2 separate regions of the Homo sapiens genome follow, and region 1 is linked to region 2. Evidence: chromatin contacts called from ENCODE Hi-C data. All regions are on one chromosome and are shown on one strand. Each heading gives the region's core, a stretch centred on a gene start or an enhancer-like site at or near the end of the contact. The rest is flanking DNA. Distances are from core to core; before and after follow the strand shown. Region 1 has its middle 420 kb from the start of CT66. Region 2 holds the start of AUTS2 (activator of transcription and developmental regulator AUTS2).

The links. Hi-C counts contacts between places; a loop is a spot of excess contacts on that map. Pooled maps may share reads with other maps.
Region 1: a map of sigmoid colon shows a loop between it and region 2 (12-fold over the local background). The contact joins the enhancer-like site here to the promoter of AUTS2 in region 2. A Hi-C loop is called at or near these places in 2 of 168 maps with a recorded cell type or tissue (chondrocyte and sigmoid colon) and 4 of 50 pooled maps.

The regions. Positions count from the first base shown.
Region 1 is chr7:69,175,943-69,182,007 of GRCh38, forward strand. No RefSeq gene overlaps it. Among named protein-coding and RNA genes, the nearest start is that of CT66, 420 kb to the right of the region's middle. Within about 2 kb of position 2,414, at least 2 of the 41 ENCODE cell types and tissues checked have a DNase peak (open chromatin) inside an H3K27ac peak, as active enhancers do.
Region 2 is chr7:69,593,244-69,599,867 of GRCh38, forward strand. AUTS2 (activator of transcription and developmental regulator AUTS2) reads left to right here and starts at 5,232. Exons shown (of 19, transcript NM_015570.4): 1 at 5,232-6,624. The coding sequence starts at 6,411. It overlaps CT66 (cancer/testis associated transcript 66), which reads right to left and starts at 4,381. Exons shown (of 3, transcript NR_148927.1): 1 at 3,804-4,381; 2 at 3,412-3,448; 3 at 1,561-3,190. RefSeq lists enhancers at 4,402-4,481, 5,662-5,711 and silencers at 4,792-5,211, 5,232-5,311, 6,476-6,545.

The DNA.
Region 1 (6,065 bases), core at 1,164-3,663, 420 kb before region 2:
CCATGACTCGCATCCCCACCTGAGCTCTGCCTCCTGTCAGATCAGTGGTGGCATTAGATTCTCATAGGAGCAGGAGCCCTGTTGTGAACTGTGCATGCCCGGGAACTAGGTTGCGAGCTCCTTATGAGAATCTAATGCCTGATGATCTGGCACTGTCTCCCATCACTTCCAGATGGGACCATCTACTTGCAGGAAAACAAGTTCAGGGCTCCCACTGATTCTACATGACAGCAAATTGTATAATTATTTTGTTATATATTACAATGTGATAATAATAGAAATAAAGTGCACAATAAATATAATGCCCTTGAATCATCCTGAAACCATCCCCCCCACCTCCGCTGTCTGTGGAAAAATTGTTTTCCACCAAACTAGTCCCTGGTGCCAAAAAGGTTGGGGACTGTTGTATTAGAACAGACAGAGGACAGCTCTGTTGAGGGGTCTCAAGAACATAAAGGGCCCAGGCAAGTCATAAGCAGATAAATAAAAGTAAGAAATTAAGGTCTACTATGACAAGTCACTAAAATTGAACATAGAGGCTAGGTGCAGTGGTTCACACCTATAATTCCAGCACCTTTGGAGGCTGAGGCAGGAGAATTGCTTGAGGCCAGGAATTTGAGACCAGCCTGGGCAACATAGCAAGACCCTGTCTCTACAAAAAAAAAAATTAAATTGAATCTAGTGATAAATCCAGCTAGCAAATTGTTCTCTGCAAACTGAGCCCGTGAAGTCTTGTCATAGATTATTTAAATCTACAACTTGTATGAGCTGCAAAATAGATTGACAAAATCAGAAGCTGTCCTTTTTCTAGTCACTCTTCTTTGCCTTCTCTGAGTCTGCTTTTAGAATTTCACATGGCAGGTAGGCACTGCAATATTCTGGGCCCAAAAATATTTTTCAGGAAACCAAGGTCGAAATATCAACCTGTCAGACGTTGTCTTAGGTTATTAGCCTGTCTGGTGGCTGCCTTGCAGAAGCTGGCTGGAAATCTGACCAGGTATGTGTTTCCCCCCTCTTTCCCTATATATTTCCTTTCTTTACCCAGCATATTTTCCTAGGATTATGATTCACATATTTAAAATTAGAGCAGAAAAAGTGGGGGAAAGAGGTGATTTATGTTCTTTCCCCATTCCTAGCAATGTTTAGCCTCTGGAATCTAGATTAACAATGTGATGTGCTGAGATCCTGAAGGAAAATGAAAGAGAGAGGAGGAAGAAAAGGAGGAGGATGAATTGAAGAAGATGGAGCTCACTGCAAATTATATTTCCAGTTCCCAGACTTAGAAGGACATTGCAACTGAAATTGCTTGTGCTTGTAAAATTCTATCATGCTCAAAGAACCTCTTTTTATAGATGAAATCAGGTTTAACAGACGAATGTTGTGCCTCAAATTAATTAGAATAAATTCGTTCCCTAATGAAATATACCATCAACCATGAAAAAAAAAACCTAAAGGGTAAGAAGTATTAATGTGTCGATTAAGAGGAATGATGATAAGGATGTCAGTTTATGGAAAGTAACGCTGTGTCTATATACACAGATGGCTTTGAAAGACATAGACTCTTCCAACACTTGGATCACAACCAACCAGTTACAAACTGCTTGGTTGCTTGACTGAATTCAGCTGGTTTGTTTTGAAAATAACCCACACTCTGCCTAACATCATCACTTTCCAAACCACTTTGCTGGGTGCTAGCTTCACGTGTCTGCCTAAGCTCAAACTGTTGATGGATGACACTTGGGAATTGGCTGAAGAAGAGAGTTAACAGAACGTCCTGAAATCAGGAGAGAACTAAACAAGAGCTGTGGCAGAAAGCCAGCTTCAGTCGAAGAGAGATACCAAACCGAGACAGTGGAAGTGTCAGAAAGAAAAATGGGTGATTCTAGAAAATTCCATCCTAAAACATGTCAAGGGAGCTGGGTTTTTCCTAGGCACCAGTGCTCAGGGGGCAATCCTTGAAAACAGGAAGAAGGAACCAGCTTGGTGATCTGGTCTTTCCATACGGGAATTTAGCGAGATGGGATAGTCAATGACACCTTGGCACTCTCCCCGACGTGGAATGTCATTCTTATTTTCATAATCCAGAAGTTTTTAAGAACAGAACTGTTGATGTACTGCTCAACTGACTTTTAGTTAGTTCCAAGAGAAAGATGGAGAAGTCCACAGAGAGCCGGCTCTTATTCTAAACAGCTGGGATGGAGTTGGAATGACATGAATGTAGACATTCACTTCTAGCATCTCACAGTATTCACACAGCTCCAGAGAAAGGCAGGGGGACTAATTCCTTTCTAATTAGTCACAGAAGCTTTTGATAAGAGCCCCAAGAGGTCCATGGCCCCAAATATCACTTGACACATGAGCACGTGAGTCGCTAAATGCATCCTGGATGAGATGGATAGGTGGTGCCAAGTCCTAAATCTCCTATGGGGTTTCCTTTGACAGCCCACTCTTATGATTTAGGGCACCATCGGTGGCCCTGGTTTGATTCATCACTTGGTAATTCATCTTCCCCAACAAGCTATGGTTCCTGTTTTGTAACGCCCTTCCATTCTTCTCCTTTGAAGAGAGACAGAAACAGTGATAAAAGGCAGGCTTTGGAACAGAATTCTAGATTTTTCCTTCCAGAATTAGCCCTCGATAAAAAGAAGAAACAAACAGACAACGAAATCAACTTAAAGAAAGACTGTACCTATAGACAAAACAATGACCATTTACATCAAATATGCCACCTGCATTATTTCACGTGTTTGTATAAGTCCCCTGACCAGCCATAGCAACATATGAACAAGTGAGTGGATTTTTCCATCTGAACATTCTGACTACTTAAAAGTTAAAAACACATATGGGTTTTTGTTTTTTTGTTTGTTTGTTTTGTTCTATTTTGTTTTTGAGATGGAGTCTTGCTGTCTCCCAGGCTGGAGTGCAGTGGCGCCACCTCGGCTCACTGCAACATCCGCCTCCCAGGTTCAAGCAATTCTCCTACCTCAGCCTCCCGAGTAGCTGGGACTACAGGCTTGCACCACCATGTCTGGCTAAATTTTTTGTATTTTAGTAGAGACACGGTTTTTCCATGTTTCCCAGGGTGGTCTCATACTCCTGAGCTCAGGCAATCCACCTGACTCAGCCTCCCAACATAAGGGTTTTTAAAGGAAAATTATATTTTGACTCTTATGTATATAAAGTCGTTAATATATTATGTCTCACAATTCTGTCCTACAAGTTATTACTGCCATTTTTTTTTTTTTTTGAGACAGGGTCTGCCTCCGTTGCCCTGGCTGGGGTGAAGTGGCATGATCTCAGCTCACTCCAGCTTTGGCCTCCTGGGCTCAAGTGGTCCTCCCACCTCAGCCTCCCCAGTAGCTAGGACTATAGGCATGCACCACCACACCTGACTAATTTTAGTACTTTTTGTAGAGATGGGATTCCACCATGTTGCTCAGGCTGGTCTCAAACTCCTGAGTTCAAGCGATCCTCCTACCTTGGCCTCCCAAAGTGCTGGGATTACAGGCGTTAGCCACCACGCCCAGCCGTTACTGCCATTTTGAATTTTGTTATGTATTATCTGCTTTGGCATTTGTAAGTCCCTATACTTCTTGCTTTTACAACATTTGTAAGCAATACTTACCGTGCTTTTATTATAGAAGCAATGTATATGCATTATAGTGAGCTTGGAAAAATAACATTTCAGGCTAATATAAAGAAAAAATGCTTAGTATACTACTATTACTGTATAATAGAAATAATCATCATTTACAACTTGTTAAATTTTGTATATTTACATATAACATACATATTAGATAAAATGTTTAAATATTAGGGTCATCTAATCTAAGGGTAACATAGTAACATGTTGCTTTTCTCTGTAAACTACCCTCATACTCTAGTCAGCCCTAATCAGCCTGTAATAAACTCTATCAGTCTGAAGGGAGTTTATTAGCGAAATAAAGCATAAAGGACACTGAAGTAAAATTCAGCTTTTGAAATTCAAAAATGGGATTCTGCATCAGACAGTACCTTGCAACCCGAGGCATGTTCTGAAGAAAGGTTTGTCTAAATCTCATAATCTCCCCTACCCTAACACAACCCAAGCCAACTATTTTTATCATTTAGATTGCAGGTTTTTATTTAAGAGACATACAGATGGAAAGAGGAAAGGGGAAATCTCACCCTCTAATATAGATGTGCCAATTTTCCCCTCTCCAGCCTGAGAAGGGCAGCTATACAGATGAATGAAGGTGTTACAGGAGGCAGATATATGGATAAATGAAGGTATTACAGAGTGCAAAGGAGACCCCAGACTACATTTGCCATCTACGACTCTACTTCTGAGTTTTGCCTCTCATGTTTCCCCAGCACCATCTTGGGGTGCAGTCACATGAATCTCGCTGCAGAGTATCAGTCAGACAGGGAGACACCCTGAGATTTGGCTCTCCGGAGCTGTCCTGGGTTCCCAGGTAGCAAGGATATGCAGTAGAGAGCCAGATGGGCTGCCCAGGGGTATGAAAGAGCAGGGTGGGTATATTAGTCTGTTCTCATGCTGCTATAAGGACATACCTGAGACTGGGTAATTTATAAAGAAAAGAAGTTTAATTGACTCATAGTCCCGCATGGCTAGGGAGGCCTAAGATGTTTAGATCCACAGATTTTAAACTTGGCTAAGTTTTTATTCATGTTTGAAGGTAGAAGCAAAATATTATAGAAAATGTAAGGATCTAGGAAATTTACCAACTACTTGCTCTTTGTGGGAAAAAATGGTTTTGGAAGACATTGTCTAACTGACCTAGAGCTAAATCAATATTATGAACTCATAAAAGTCAGTGCTCTGACATGCTTTGTATATAAAAATGAAACTTAACAATCATAGTCAAAGGCACCTCTTCACAGGGTGGCAGGAGAGAGAATGGATGCTGAGCAAAGGGGGAAGTCCCTTATAAAACCATCAGCTCTCATGGGAACTCACTCACTATCACAAGACCAGCATCAGGAAAACTGCCTCCGTGATTCAATTATCTCCACCTGGTCTTGCCCTTGACACATGGGGATTACTACAATTCAAGGTGAGATTTGGGTGGAGACACAGAGCCAAACCATATCAGTGGGCCTTCTGCAGAGCTGAGATGGGCCCCCAGGTCAGCAGCCTGGATGAAGGATGAGGCAGAAGTTCCAGGATCATTTTTTTCTTGAGACAGGGTCTCCCTGTGTTGCCCAGGCTGGAGTGCAGTAGTGTGATCATAGCTCACTACGGCCTCAAAGTCCTAGGCTGAAGCAATCCTCCTACCTCAGCCTCCCAAGTAGCTGGGACTACAGGCACACACCATCATGCTGAGCTAATTTTTATTTTTTTGGAGTGACAGGGGTCTTGCTATGTTTCCCCAGCTGATCTGTAACTCCTGGCCTCAAGCAATCCTCTCACTTCGGCCTCCCAAAGCTCTGAGATTACAGGAATGAGCCACTGTGCCTGGCTAGGGGTCATTTTTTATACAAAGGGTGTCAGAACACTGATTTTTTTTTTTTTTTGAGATGGAGTCTCACTCTGTTGCCCAGGCTGGTGTGCAGTGGCCCTATCTCAGCTCACTGCAACCTCCACCTCCCAGGTTCAAGCGATTCTCCTGCCTCAGCCTCCCCAGTAGCTGGGACTACAGGTGTGTGCCACCACACTCAGCTAATTTTTAGTATTTTTTAGTAGAGACGGGGTTTCACCGTGTTAGCCAGGATGGTCTCGATCTCCTCACCTCATGATCCACCTGCCTCGGCCTCCCAAAGTGCTGGGATTGCAGGCGTGAGCCACTGTGCCCAGCCAGAGCACTGACATTTATGAGTTCATAATATTGATTTAGCTCTAGGTCAATCAGACAATGTCTTCCAAAACAATTTTTGTTCCCACAAAGAGCAAGTAGTTGGTAAATTTCCTAGATCCTTACATTTTCTAGAATATTTTGCTTCTACCTTCAACCACAAATAAAAATTCAGGCAAGTTTAAAATTCAAGGATCTAAACATCTTTCCTGTAAAACCTGGGGTGAAAGTGATTATTTTCCTGCCTAGATATTCCTAGATATTTGCAAA
Region 2 (6,624 bases), core at 3,982-6,481:
TTTTTAAACATTAAAACTGCAGTTTGAAAAACAACTTCCAATGTGAAAAAAAATTAAAACAGCAGGTGATAATTAGGGCAAAGTTACAACAATGTTATTGCTGATGGGCTACCTGTCAGTTAATGCAAGTTATCACTTCAACCCAGGAATAGTTATTATTAAAAACAACTTATGGGGGTTAAAGAAAGGATGTTAAATGTGTTAGTCTCCTTATTTGCTCACTTGGAAATGGCTTAGAGATAGCTCCATTAACCACCTCAGTTCTATCCTGGTCTCGGCAAGGAATGCACACAAAATAACTGAAAGTTATAAACGACCAAAACATAAACCTTAGATGCCTTGAGTTAAAATCAATTTTCCTAATAAATTCAAATATTACAAACCAGTATGTAATATCAAGAATGAGGTACTAATAATTACCATGTTGGCAGAGTGCAAAGTGCAAGACAGAGGGATATAAAAATTTAGCAATTCAGAAAGTCTGATACAAAAATAGCTTTTACTAGTGTGAGGCTCAGAGTTCAGTTCAATCACTGAGCTATAATAGTATATTCTCTGACTAGTCAAGGTTGAATGTTCAAGATGTAGTTTGAGTATTAATCATTGATTCAAATAAAAGCACAACTGAAGAGGCTCTCCTGAGTTAAGTAGTTTATTCCTGAACACAGATGTAACTTTTTCCCTTTGTATTTTCCAGAACCACTTGACTGTTTTCCCTACTATACAAGCAACCTATTTTGGAATTATTTCTTTAGCTTTACTCTTTATCAACTATAATCTTTTGGGCAAAGAATTCACCTAAGCTTTTGCTGGTATGAATTATGAGTTCATTCATACTGGCCATTTCAAGTTTAAGCTTTAACTTTCATGCTACCCAGTAAGAAATCTGATAATATGCTATATAATTCATCTTGGTTTACTATATGGTATTCCATTGTACAGCAAATGTATTGTAGGATTCCATTTATATGAAGTACAAAAACAGACAAAAATCATTTATGCTATTAAAAGTCAGGATAGTGGTTACCCTTGATAGGGAGGTGATGACTAAGAGTGGGCACAAATTTGGCAAATAGTATTGTATGAATAAACCACATCTTTTTTTTTTTTTTTTATTTTAAGTTCTGGGATGCATGTCCAGAACGTGCAGGTTTGTTACATAGGTATACATGTGCCATGATGGTTTGCTGCACCTGTCAACCCATCATCTAGGTTTTAAGCTGCGCAAGCATTAGGTATTTGTCCTAATGCTCTCCCTCCCCTTGCCCCCCACCCCTCAACAGGCCCCAGTGTGTGATGTTCCCCTCCCTGTGTCCATGTGTTCTCATTGTTCAACTCCCACTTATGAGTGAGAACATGCGGTGTTTGATTTTCTGTTCCTGTGTTAGTTTGCTGAGAATGATGGCTTCCAGCTTCATTTATGTCCCAAATAAACCACATCTTATTTATCTATTTTACTATTCATAAGCATTGGGTAGTGTCATTAATAATAAAAAAAAACGAAGTATTATATAGGTACTCATATGTACACAAGCAATACTCATATGCATTTATATATACACAGCATTTTAAAGCTTTTTATTGAAGCATAATTTACATACACAGAGATGCATATATCAATAGTACAGCTCAATGAATTTTCACAAACTGAACACACCAGTACCCAGCTCAAGAAACAACACTACCAGCTCCCCAGAAGCCGATTGGTGTTCTCTCCTAGTCATCAGCTCTCTCTCAAGGGTAACCACTATCCTGACTTTGAATAGCATCAATGACTTTTGTCTGTTTCTGTACTTCACATAAATGGAGTCCCGCAATTGTACATCTCCCTTTTTTCACTTAGCACATTTGTAAGGTTCATATATTTTACTGCATTTGGAAGCAGATTGTTCATTCTTAGTGTGGTAGAATGTACTCTGTTGTATGAATATACCACCAATTATTTATCTATTTTACTGTTTATGACCATTTGGGTTGTTTCCTGGTTGGGGGTTATTTATGAATAGGGTTGCTCTGAGTGATTTAATAGTCTTTTGGCACACATGGGACATTGGTATATTCCTAAGCGTGGAACTGCTGGGCCATAGGGTTTTCATATGTTTAACTTTAACAGATATTGCCAGTTTTCCAAAGTGGTTGTACTATATACCTAGCATTTGACTTCCTGAGGAATCATTCTAAGAAGGGCATTTCAGCATAACCATTAAGAGAACAGGTTTTGGAGTCACTCAGATCAAATTTAGCTTATGACTAAGGAGTGGAGGCACCTTGGACAATATGCTTAACTTTAAGCCTCAGTTTACTCAACTGTAAAATAGGAATAATAAAACTTTTCTCAAAATTTATGAGAATTAAATGAGATATTATTTTAATGCAGTTAGAACAGTGCCTGAAACATAATAAATGCTTAGCTTATTATATGGCAGTTATTAATCGCTAGCAGTTAAAACACAGGCAAAATGGAGAATTAGAAACAAATATGGGCAATATAATCCAGAAACAATTTTAATTGTATGACTGAAGAAACCTAAGAAACTCTGACCCAAAAGGCATTGCTAATTCCAGGGAAGATTATATTGAATGCTGAACATTATCCCAAAATGCGTTTGCAAATTACCCTCACCAGAGGCAAGGTTCTTGGATGCAGTGTATTATCATTCATTTTTTTTTCCAGTTATTACTCTTTAAAGACAGGACTGCCAAGGGCTACTCTAGAAAGTCACTAATATAATACCTTTTATTATATTTCCCAATTTCACACCTTCCTCAACCCAATCCCCAAAGTTGTTGAAAGGTGACTGTAATTGCATCGTTAGTTCTTAGCTTTCCTGGAATCTTATCTAAGACAACTTTCACATCCCCCAAAACCCTAAAAATAAGCCCAGATTTTTGCTTTAAATTGCGAAGAACTTGCTTTATTTTGTAGGATGAGCTTGATAACCTCAGCGTGGATTTCAGCAGCTGCCGGAAACAGCACTCTAGAAGTTAACACAGGTACGCTCCGTACTGAGGCACTGTTTTAGCTAACTGCTCCAGGGACAGCAGGCTCAGTCCTCTTAGGTAAGTAATTTTGGAAGGTGGCACTGTGTTCCTAATAAATTGAATCAGATCCCTTAGGTTAGTCACTATTCTTAAGAAATAAAGCACGAAATCAACTTGAAGTCATCTGTTGAGAAGGCCGTGGATAGACCTGAAAAGGAACATTTTGAACATTTAATTGAACCTCTTTGATTTACAGATGAAAAAACTAGTCATTTAAAAAAGTCTTGCCTAAGGTCAAATGTTTTGTTTCCTGGACTGGCATAAAGCTCATCTGTCACAGTCGGGTGGATGTTCCTTTCTGTTCCTGGCAACTTGACCCCCCCGTCCCCCCAACCCCATCTCTCCATCTGATTTCATAAAGATCCAGACCTGGGATTCAGAAACGGGGAAGCTGAAGGAGTGTGACCTAAAACAAGAGAAAGACAAGCTATTAAATTGTTATTAGGAATTATAAGACGAGAGAGGCTTGCCTGCTAGAACGTCAAGAAGCAGTATCTTTTCTGTTTTGTACAACGCTGTATTCCCAGCACCTACAACTGTGCCTGCTAAGCCTGGTAAGGCCTAATAATTGTTAAATGAAAAACAATCAATCACTCAATCATAGATGTGTCAGATTGTGAGAGAAAACACGTCCTTACTGTTTTCTCTACCACCCTCCTTCCAGTAATACTAATAAAATGTGCACATTTGTATTCTAAAGAGGTGAAATCATATACACAGCGCTCTAGCACGGTGCCTGGCCCATTGTAATTAATACATGCCAGTTTATTTTCCTTTTCTTCCTCCACAAGTATGGGCTACTAGGGAGGACGAAGGGTTGGTGCCGTGGTGTTTATGTGCCTGGACAGAAAGTGAAGCGTATCCAAGAGGCTGCTGAGAGCGGGCTGTCGGTCTTTCTGATCCGTATAGATCAATTCCAGTGCCCTGAAAAACGCACAGCTATTTTACCCAGAGAGGCTGGTCGCTTTTGTTGATCGATTCTCGGCTGCAGTCAGCTCTTTAATACAACTTTTTATGAGCATCAGCCACATTGCGGCGGGAGGAGGGGCTGTGGTGGAAAAAGCAGGGAAACCGCCCCCCACTCCCAAAAAGTAAAGGAAGCCCGCGGGGCAGGGACTGCGGTTTGCCGGTCTAACGGGTCCTCGAGCTGGGGCGGCGGTCCCGGCCCCTTCGGCCCCGCCCCTCGCCCGCGGCCGCCTCCGAGGTTCAAGTTCGGCCCCCGGCTGTTAGGCCTCGCGCTCCCGGATCTGAAGCCGCCCGTGCGTCCCTAGGTCCCCCGCTGGAAGACGAGGCGGGAATCCCAGGGGTCATCCGGGCGCGGGGTCGCTCGTCCACGCACTGTGGTGCCACGTGGAGGAAAAGTTTCCAACTCTGCCAGTTGGTGCTCCCACTGCGCCCAGGCGGAGCAAAGGCCCGCGCTTTGGCACCCGCTCCCCGTTCTGTCTCCTCCAGTCGCGCCCCCTCCCAGGGACGCCCCCCTTGTACCCCTTCTCTGAATTCCCTTCTCTCCTCGCAGCGCAGGTAGCCAAGGGAAAACACCCTTGGGGGCTGGTGGGGCTTCCCGAGAAGGCGGCCTCGGGCCGGCCAGGGGTAGAGGATCCAGGGACAAGTGTCCCGAGGAGGATGTGGGGGGCGCGCGCGCGAAGTGGCCTGGGAGCAGGGGCCCACACGCGTCCCCGCTGCGACAGGCGGGATCCTCCGGCGGCTTCCACGCCCTGGCGCGCCAACTCTGCCCGGCCGCGGCCGACCCCACGCGGGCGCCCCCTCCACGCCCCCGCCCCCGCCCCCCTCACAGCTCCCCACCGCCCCCAGTGCGCAGGCCCGGCCGCCCCAGCGCGCATGCCCTGGGCTCGCGAGCGCGGCCAGCCCCCAGCCTTTTGCTTTCTACACACTCTACAACTGGGGAGGGGGCGGGGGAGGAGGGAGCCCAGCCGTCCACGTGATCCCGCCGGCCGGGGCCGCGGGGGCGGGAGCGCGCGCCGAGAGAGGCGCGGGGAGGGCGGGTGCGCGGGAGCGCGCGCACTCGAGCGAGCGAGCGAAAGCACGAACGAGCGAGCGAGCGAGCGAGCGAGCGGGCGGGCGCGGGGTTGGGCTGAGGCGGGCGGCGGCGGCGGCGGCGGCGGTGGGCTGGCCGCGGAGGGGGAGGAGCGGGAGCTGCGCGAGGCAGGCGGGCGGGCGGAGGATGGGGCAGTGCCCGGGCTCCCGCTGCAGCCGCCCGGGGACACGCCGTGCACCCTCCGGCTCGGGGCTTTCTCGGCGGCGGCGGCGGCAGCAGCAGCAGCGTTAGCGGCGGCGGCGAGAGCAGCGTTCCCGGCTGCGCTTCTCCCTCAGGCGGGGCGGCGAGAGAAGCGGCGGCGGCGGCGGCGGCACACCGGTGTCTCTCCCGCTGGAGATTTCTTTCTGCTTTCCTCATCGACTGACTGACTCACCCCCTCCCTTTTTTGAGGAAGGGTGACCTCTTCTCTGGGACTGGAAAAAATATTTTTGTGAGGAGGGGGGCGGGTGGCAGCGACAGGGTTTGCTTCTTCTCTTCTTTCATCTCCCTCTCCTCCCCCCTCGAAGACCGAAAAGCAAACCCCACAACTGCTCCAGCAGCATCCTCCTTCCCTTCCTCCGCCTCCCTTCTCCTCCGCCGCTCGCAGTTTCGCCCTCTCTTCCGCTAATGATTGCATTATTATGCTCCCCTCTCTGGGGGGTCTCGCCCCTCTTGGGTCGCTCCGGAGCCCCGGCCTCCCCTGGCTGCATTTCTTAAAAATTTGGGAGCCTGGGAGTGAGTTTTCTCCGAGGCGTGTGTGAGAGGCGGCGGGGGTGTTTTCCTGCGCGAGGGGCGGGTGAAGTTCATTGCCCCCACTTTTCCCGCGACCTTTTTCGGACCCGATTTTGGATCGAGTTGAGGGGGGCGCGGGCGTTTTCGGGGGGCGGGGGGCGCGGCGGAGAATGGCCGCGGGGAGGGCTCCCCGGAGCCTCCCAGTCTCTTGATCAAAGCATTCCGCTATTCTGATTTATTGCTTGCTTGGTGAGTTATTTTTTTTTCCTCTAAAGGAGACCTGTGTGTTCAGCCATTACTTTGCTCGGCGCTGCTCCCAGGCATCTCCGACCCTCGGTGCTGTGGGGAGCCCCACACTTGGGCTCCTCGCCTCTCGCCCTCGCTCCCCGTCCCTCCTCCCCTCTCTCCGCCCCTTCCCCCTTTTCTTTCTCCTCTCTTTCTTCCCCTCTCTCCCTTCTTTCGGCCGCCGTCTCCCCCGCGCCCTCCTCGGGGCGGAGGGAAGCCGTGAAGGGGGAGGGAGGGCTCGGTGTCAATTTTTTTTTGTGTGGCTGCGGCCGTAGCCTGTGGCGGGCAAGCGGGGAGACCCCGGCGCAGCAGAACCATGGATGGCCCGACGCGGGGCCATGGACTCCGCAAAAAGCGGCGGTCGCGGTCGCAGCGAGACCGGGAGAGGCGCTCCCGGGGCGGGCTGGGGGCCGGCGCGGCCGGCGGCGGCGGGGCTGGCCGGACCCGGGCGCTCTCACTCGCCTCGTCGTCGGGCTCCGACAAGGAAGACAATGGGAAGCCCCCGTCCTCCGCCCCGTCCCGGCCCAGAC